Linked DNA regions of Homo sapiens: region 1 is linked to region 2. Evidence: read pairs that join two places in POLR2A ChIA-PET (ENCODE). Cell type or tissue: Caco-2. All regions are shown on one strand. Links, peaks and the distances in the headings refer to the core of each region. The heading gives the core; the rest is flanking DNA. Region 1 overlaps PLCB4 (phospholipase C beta 4). Region 2 holds the start of LOC105372522 (a long non-coding RNA gene).

What was found. Peaks named below come from ENCODE experiments on the same cell type or tissue, not always from the same donor. Only the 100,000 strongest peaks of a DNase experiment are listed, where the experiment ranks them.
Region 1: POLR2A ChIA-PET joins it to region 2 with 13 read pairs; 2 of 35 experiments call an interaction of 5 or more read pairs at or near these places.

The regions. Positions count from the first base shown.
Region 1 is chr20:9,202,829-9,207,228 of GRCh38, forward strand. All of the region lies in intron 2 of PLCB4 (phospholipase C beta 4), which reads left to right. Among named protein-coding and RNA genes, the nearest start is that of PLCB4, 140 kb to the left of the region's middle. In Caco-2, for the core only: no CTCF peak of the experiment used is centred there; no DNase peak of the experiment used is centred there.
Region 2 is chr20:8,958,584-8,962,983 of GRCh38, forward strand. It overlaps LOC105372522 (a long non-coding RNA gene), which reads left to right and starts at 3,616. Exons shown (of 3, transcript XR_937244.3): 1 at 3,616-3,753. In Caco-2, for the core only: no CTCF peak of the experiment used is centred there; no DNase peak of the experiment used is centred there.

The sequences.
Region 1 (4,400 bases), core at 182-4,181, 240 kb after region 2:
ATCTGGGGCCCTTGTTTTCAATATGGTACCTGTCTCAGGGCTCTGACATCAGCAGCTGTGTTCTGGGTCATGAAAAGTTTGCAGACTCCAGCTCCATCAAAAAAACAAAAACAAAAACCAGGTAACTGCTGTATCGCACTGTGTTGTGCCCCAGTGGGCCAGCATATGAGGTAATGTCTCATGGAACAGATGGTTGACCAGTTGTCTTTGGTAAAAAAAAAAAAAAAAATATATATATATATATATATATATGACAAATATAAATACTAATCTAAACATATAATTTATAACTAGAGAACTTTAGGCATTTGGGGGTTCTTGTAAGCTGTACTTACTCTTCTTCTGTTCTCACTTACTGGCTAGTAGATACATTTTATGTTTGTTGAGAATGTGACTAATGTAAAGGTCCTTGAGGTCATGAATCTCTTGTAAAACCAGCCTGTTTCCAGTTTTCTAGACTATTTTGGATCCTCTGTTTTAGGTATATCACCCTGCTTCTATACAGCTGTCTTAAGAGTGCTATAAACCTAGATTGAACAGGAAACCAGCTTCCTACCAGCAGGTTAGAAGTGACTTACAATAAACTAAAATGAGATATTTTTCTCTCTGGCATTATTCTGGAGCAACAGCTCTTGAGTTTCCTATGCTACTATTCTTAGTTTAATTTGCACAGATCATTTTCTCTATATGCATAGTTATGTCAGTGCAGAAATAAAGGAGTGGGAGAGGAATGTAATTGAGTACTCACTCCAGGTTTCAGGAATGTGATAGGCACTTTTCGTGTATTATTCCATTTAACTTCACAACAATGAGTTAGGTAGATAATTTTGCTGCTTTACAAACAAGGAAACTAGGTCCAGGAGAGGTTAATTTACTTATATTCTCAAAGATAGGTTTCTCTCACTCCCAAAACCACTCTATATTCCGAAGGCTCCATTTGGGAATAGTGTTTTTTTTTTTTTTTTTTTTTTTTTTCCCATTTCTTTGTCACTTGCAATGGGGGATGGAGATTGCACTGGTCTTTTGAGATTGAGACCTGGAGCTTCTTCTTAGACCTGGTCTGAGAACCATGTCTGTTCCCTGTTTTACTTTTCAGAGTCCCAAGAGATTTGGCCTAATTTTATGTATTTCTTAAAATCTGCCATTACACACGTTTGATCACTTGGTTCTTTCTCCCCCATGACTGCCTTTAGAGGAAAATTGAGTCCCACAGTTGCGTGGCTCTGAACAGGAAACCCATAAGGCTTTCTTATTTTAATAATTCTACTTCTAATCACCACAGGGAAATAGGAAAGCAAAGAGAAGAAAAAAAAACAAATTAAAAAGATTCAAAATAGTTAAAATCTTAGTCGTTGAGTCGTTGAGCCCAGTTTACATAGTTTCTGAAACTTAGTTCTTATTTCTTAAAAGATACTAAAAGTCTTTTTTTTTTCATAGAGATTACTTTTATTTATCATTGGAACTGTAGTTCAAAGCAGATTCAAGTTGGTACCACTTGTGAAATTTTCCAGTCACTATCCAAGCTCTAAGATTTTTTTTGCGGGGGTGGGGATCGAGTCTTGCTCTGTTGACCAGGCTGGAGTGCAGTGACACAATCTCGGCTCACTGCAAACCTCTGCCTCCTGGGTTCAAGTGATTCTCCTGTCTCAACCTCTTGAGTAGCTGGGATTACAGGCGTGCAGCACCATGCCTGGCTATTTTTTTTTGTATTTTTAGTAGAGACGGGGTTTTGCCATGTTGGTCAGGCTGGTCTTGAACTCCTGACCTCAGGTGATCTGCCTGCTTCAGCCTCCCAAAGTGCTGGGATTACAGGCATGAGCCACCGCGCCCGGCCGCTCTAAGACTTTCATTATGAACCAGTGACGTAAGAAATGTCTAAGAAGTAAAGCTATATGTCATGTTAAAGAGACTGCCACTGGATGGGACTGGGGAATGTATATTAGGCTTAAAGAACTTTTGCCGCCCCGTAATGAAAGCCAGAGCCACGTGTGATCATTGAACATTTGAAATGGGGGTAATTTGAATTGAGATGTGTTGTAGCAGACTATACGTTGGATTCCAAAGACTCAGAATGAAAAAAAAAACCCGAATTTAAAATTTCTGAATAATTTTTATATTGATTACATGTACATTGATTATATTTTAAAATTCTATGTATACTGAGTTAAATAAAATACAGACAGTTCTTGACTTATGATGGTTCTGCTTACAATTTTTTCTCTTAACAATGGTGCAAAAATGGTAACACATCCTTTAGAAATCATACTTCAAATTTTTATATTTTTGCAGGCTAGCATATGTAATGAGTTTCTCTTGCAATGCTGGGCAGTGGCAGTGAGCCACAGCTCCAAGTCAGCTGTGTGACTGCGAGGGTAAACAACCGTGAGATATTCAACGCTTAACTATAAAATAGGCTTTGTGTTAGATGATTTTGCTCCACTGTAGGCCAATGTAAGCATTCGGAGCACATTTAAGGTAGGCTGGGCTAAGCTATGGTGTTTGGCATGTTAGGTATGTTAAATGTATTTTTGACTTACCGTATTTTCAACTTAGGATGGATTTTTCAGGATGTAACCTTATTCTAAATCTAGAGCATCTGTATATTATTAAAATTAAATTTACCTTTTTAACTTTTAATTTTGAGGTAATTACAGAGTCATATGCAGTTGTAAAATATAATACAGAGAAATCTCATATATCCTTTACCCAGTTTTCCCCACTGGTAATATTTTACAAAACAGCAGTACAGTGGCAGAACCATGCAACTGACGTTGATGTAATCCACTGACCTTATTAAGATTTTACCAGTTTTACATGCACTCATTTGTGTGTGTGTGTTTTTAGTTCTATGCAATTTAATCACCTTTGTAAATTCATTATGACACGACCACAGTCAGAAATGGAATTCCATCCCAAGGATCTCTGTGCCACAGCCATCTCCCTTCCTTCTCTCCTCTCTAACCCCTGGGAACCATTAATCTGTTCTTTACCTATATAATTTTGTCATTTCAAGAGTGTTATAGAAATGGAATCACATAGTATGTAACTTTTGAAATGAGGTTTTGTCACTCAGCAAAATTCCCTTGAGATGCATTCAAGTTGTGTTATCAATAGTTATTTCCTTTCTATTGTTGAGTAGTATTTCGTGTTTCTTTTAACCTTTGTAATGATGCCACTAGAAAGCTGAAAATTACATATGTAATTTGCATTTCTGGCTTTCATTGTGTTTCTATTGGACAGCATTGGTTTAAGGGAATGTTTGTTAGAAGTAATTAAAAAGCATATTTCTGTTAAGATTTTCATGGAACTTTAGGTATTCCTGTGTTAAATGGTGTATTTTGTTCTGCTAACTTTAAATCAGGTTATTTGGAAATAAGCAAGGGAGCAGTGGCTTTAAAAAAATCATTTCAAGAGAGTAAAATTATCTGTGTCCCTCCCACATCCCTCCTCCTGCCTTTTTTTTCTTTTTTCTTTTTTTTTTTTTTTTTTTTTTTGGTCAGTTTTTCAGTAAGAAACCCTTTGTATTTCTATCCACAAAAGAAACTTTTCATCAGGTTAGGCAGCAGAGGGGCATCTTGCAACCACTCCCATGGCATTCAGCACACTGGTTTGAGACTAATTAAATGGCTCATATTTATCTGATATTTTCCCTCTTGGGAGCTCCAGAAACTTTTTTCTTTTTCAACTGAAGCTTCAAAAAGAAACCAGCTCAGTTAGCTTATGAAGGAGGGAAGAAACAGGACACAGGGACACTTCAGAGCAGATTAGAACTGAGGTAAAGGAGACTACCATTTTCAATTAAAATTGCCTGGGGAAATTAGGTAGGCAGAGAATAATTACCTGGGTTGGCACACATCCAAGTTTCTGAAACTAAGACCCTGCTTGGATGTTCTGAGGGATCATTGACAAACACAAGTAGCCAAGGACCTTGAAGTTTATGTGTCATCTCAAATGTATTCAAGAGTTCTGGATACAATGGATGGCTATTTTAAGTCAAATTATATAGCATGAGATGTTCTAACAAAACCCTATAAAAACCAATACCCTTGGGAGGCTGAGATGGGTAGATCACAAGGTCAGGAGTTCGAGACCAGCTTAGCCAATATGGTGAAACCCCATCTCTACTAAAAATACAAAAATCACCTGGCATGGTGGTGGGTGCCTGTAGTCCCAGCTACTCGGGAGGCTGAGGCAGGAGAATCACTTGAACCCGGGAGGCGGAGTTTGCAGTGAGCCGAGATCGTGCCACTGCACTCCAGCCTGGGAGACAAAGCGAGACTCTGTCTTAAAAAACCAAAACAAAACCCAAAAACCAATACCCAAAACAAACGATACCACAAAGCATCAGATTAAAGGAGGTTTCTGTGACAAAATAAATATACATTTCTGTGACCTCAGCC
Region 2 (4,400 bases), core at 69-4,068:
CATCTCTACTAAAAATACAAAAATTAGCTGGGCATGGTGGCACATGCCTGTAGTCCCAGCTACTCAGGAGGCTGAGGCAGGAGAATCACTTGAACCCAGGAGGCAGAGGTTGCAGTGAGCCAAGATTTCACCACTGCACTCCAGCCTGGGTGACAGAGCAAGACTCCATCTCAAAAAAAAATAAAAATAAAAAAGAGTAGGCCAGGTGCAATGGATCACACCTGTAATCTCAGCACTTTGGGAGGCTGAGGTGAGCAGATCACTTGAGTCCAGGAGCTCAAGATCAGCCTAGGCAACATGGCAAAACCCCACATCTACCAAAAAATACAAAAATTAGCTGGGCGTGGTGGCATGCACCTGTAGTCCCAGCTACTCAGGAGGCTGAGGCAGGAGAATCTATTGAGCCCAGGAGGCAGAGGTTGCAGTGAGCTGAGATGGTGACACTGCACTCCAGCCTGGGTGACAGAGTGAAACTCCCATCTCAAAAAAAAAAAAAAAAAAAACAAGTAGAGATAGAGTAGCCAGTTAAATTAGGATGCCCAGTTAAATTTAGATTTCAGATCAACAATGAGTAAGCTTTTAGTATGTGTATATTCCAAATATTGCATATGACATGTCTATGCTAAAAAAGTAGAAGTTGCTGAAATTCAAATTTAACTGAGCATCCTGAATTTTTACTTTCTAAGTCTTATAACCCTAAGTTAGAGATAAGCTTTTTTTTAAATTATACTGGAGCAGTGAGTTTTAAATTGCTCAAGAGACCCTGGAATTTTCAAGAGCTATATTAGGAAATTGCTGACAGGGCAAAAGAGAAGATAAACATTGAGATTCTCCCTTTCAAATATAGCATCTCCTTTATAATATCTTTTTATATGTTACTGAGATTTGCTATGAATATTCACTTGAGAAAAATATTTCTTTGACTTTAAAAAATAAATGTGCAAACCTACTGTTTTTCAAGTAAAATTAACATAACTTCTGGATGTTTTGTTTTTTGTTTGGGGCATTTTTTCCCCCAAAATGGTACCTTTGTCTTTTCCAAATCTGATATATTCTAACTTTCTGTCTCCGTAAAGAATTCCCTAAGACTGGCTCATTTGCTTGGAGGACCCTCAAAGAGAGGTTTGCAAACTCTGGCCAATGGCCTACAGGCTTACTCTGTTTCTGTAAATAAAACTGTATTGGCATTGTCCATTAATTTACATGTTAGCTCTTGCTGTTTACACATTGCAGGGCAGTGTTGAATGGTTGTAACAGAGACCATGTGGCCCAGAATGCCAAAAAATATTTTCTATATTATTTCCAAAAAAAAAATCTGTCAACTCCTAATCCCTATGTATCTGCTTCTGATTGCTAAAAGAATGGCTTAGAAACAAGTTGTCACGAAGAATTTTTTTTTTTAAGTTTAAAAGAGGAGATCAACTGGGCAGATCGATTTTCTATGGTCACTTTTAACTGCTTTATGTCACTTGGAAAAATTGTCTTATAAAATAGCCAAGTTATCCAAAGTGTTCTTATTGAAGATAGAGTCACATGGGTTGTTGCTGGTAGTGATCTTTAATTCTGGAGAGATGAAAAAGACATGAAGCTTCTACTGAGACAAAGTCTATCAATATTTTTCTGCACTGATGACGACTCTTTTCAAAAGTGGACCTTGAAGCAGAAACCCGATAATTTCTTCCCTGTTTCCACATCACCCTCTTGTCAGTTCTCTTAACAAGTTACAGTGGTCTGCAATGTTAGAATTCCAGACAAGGCATTTAAGGCCACTGGACTCTTATAATAATCTACAAGGGTTTAGGTTGATAATCCCAAAATCAGCCCTGGAAACTTTAATAGAACTGCTGTGTCTTTGAAGTCATATCTTAGCGACATCTTAGTCTTCCTTCGTGGAAAGTTGTCCATAAACACATTATCCACCTCTTGACCCTGGAGAATCAGTTCATTATTGCCGCCTCATTTTGCATTTTAAGCAGTTATTTTCTGTAGCTCCCAGATTCTTCCTGAATCACCAATAGTCATAATTCTTCCAGGGCCATGAAGGACTCAGGAGAGTGAAACCACTTAGAAAAATGTTCCTCTCTGAAAGTTGAACTCTACATACTTAGTACTATAAAAATCACACTGTCAATCTAGCTGGTACGCATATCAGTAATATTATAATTTCTTGCATTTTTCTTATTTACACTTTCTTGTGATGTGGATCATGTATGATTTTTTAAAATTTAGAGTGTCCAAAAAATTAAAAACATATTTTAAAAGAAAGATGCTATAACATAAAGAACCACATGAAAAAACAGGCGTACAGTCATATCATAGAAACGTCAACTTTTCCATGATTATCATGGTTCAGATTTTTTCCCTTGAAACCGAAGAGCCACATTAATAGTATGTTTCAAAAACATATTTATTATAAATGACAAGACAATCTCTTTACATATTTATAATGTCTACATCATTTATATCTATTTATGATAATAGAAACATATTTGTCCTAGTCTCTTCTGCATTGCTGTAAGAGAATACCTGAGGCTGAGTAATTCATAAGGAAAAAAGGTTTATTTGGCTCCTGGTTCTTGCAGGCTGTACAAGAAGCATGGCACTGGCATCTGCATCCAGTGAGAGGCTTATGGTCATGGTAGAAGGTGAAGGGGGAGCAAATGTGTCCCGTGGTGAGAGAGGGAGCAAGAGAGGGAGAAGGATGCCATGCTCTTTTAAACAACCAGCTTCCACGTGAACTAATGGAGTGAAAATTCACTTATTACCTCTGGGAAAGCACCAAACCATTCATGAGGGATCTGCTTCCATGACCCAAATACCTCGCACCAGGCCCGACCTCCAACACGGAAGACCAAATTTCAACATGAGATTTGGAAGGCACGCATATCCAAACTATATTAACATTAGAAACCACCTCCTTAGGAATGAGACATCCCTTTGGTGCAAACAAGGATCAATCAGTCATTTTAGAGACTTTTTGAATGTGTAAAAACTGTTTGGGTGGTTAGGGAAGGCAATGTGCACTATCTTATTTGATTGAGGTTATCCACAGTAACCTCGGCAGTGTCTGGCGTTTGGTGATTCATTTGAGACTGGTGTTGGTCCTGAGATGCCTCTTGACGATGAAGCAAGTTGATGTATGTCTAGGGCTTAAAGAATAATTGGCCAGGCGCAGTGGCTCACACCTGTAATCCCAGCACTTTGGGAGGCCGAGGCGGGCAGATCACGAGGTCAGGAGATCGAGACCATCCTGGCTAACATGGTGAAATCCCGTCTCTACTAAAAAAAAAAAAAATTAGCCAGGCGTCGTGGCAGGCGCCTGTAGTCCCAGCTACTCAGGAGGCTGAGGCAGGAGAATGGCGTGAGGCCGGGAGGCGGAGCTCGCAGTGAGCCGAGATCGCGCCACTGCACTCCAGCCTGGGCGACAGAGCGAGACTCCGTCTGAAAATAAATAAATAAAATAAAGTAAAATAAAGAATAATTTCCCCTAAGGACCTCAATAAGAGGCACCTGAATTTCCAGGTAGAAGCTGGGAAGAAGTCGTCCCAGGGGATATTGGGAGGCTGAGTGTTTTTTCAGACAGAATGAACCTTCACTTTCTTTCTGTAACAGTCATGACAAGAAATAATTGGCTTGTGAGAATCAACATTGAAGCTGGAAAAATGATGGCATCCGAACAAGTAGACACAGCCCTAGTCAAGGCAATAAACTACACTAAAGACAGAGGAGAAAGACTCAAAGTTGTTCTAACATGTGAGTACCTAGGGGTGCTGCATGCCGTTGTGTGGTTTGTGTACTGCATAGTTGTACTCAGCCAAGGAAGTGGATGAGGCCACAGCTTTAACATGGGCTGCTGTCTGCCCAGAAGGATAATCTTTTCCTTATTTTATATCTCATTTCAGGGGTTCTCCAACTTCTGAAATCCATCCAGAAACTCCCTGTATTTGGGTAACAGTATTATAACTTTTTGCACCAGGGCTTTTTTGTTTGTTTGTTAATATTAATTGATTTTTCTTATGTTCTTTATGAAAGAATAACTCATCCATTAATGAAACCAAATGTGAACTTAGTGCCTTCTGTGTAGAAAAGGCTAGGAATACATATTGTGGGAGATTCATTACATCACTGGCCTTAATACTACACCTTCTCATGTTCCCCCTTGGCTGTGTAACTTTCTAGTGTCCATATGCTCTCTCTTGGGGTGGCCAGTGTGACTTGCTTTGGCCAATGGGATATTAGCAACCATGACATAACCCGAGGCTTATAAAGTTGCCTGCTCATTGGGACTTGTTTCACTGTTGCATCCCAGTTATTCACATCACTCCAGCTGACAGCCAACCAACAAACAGCCAGACACGTGAGCCCAACCAAGATCAGAAGAACTGTCCCACTGAGCATAG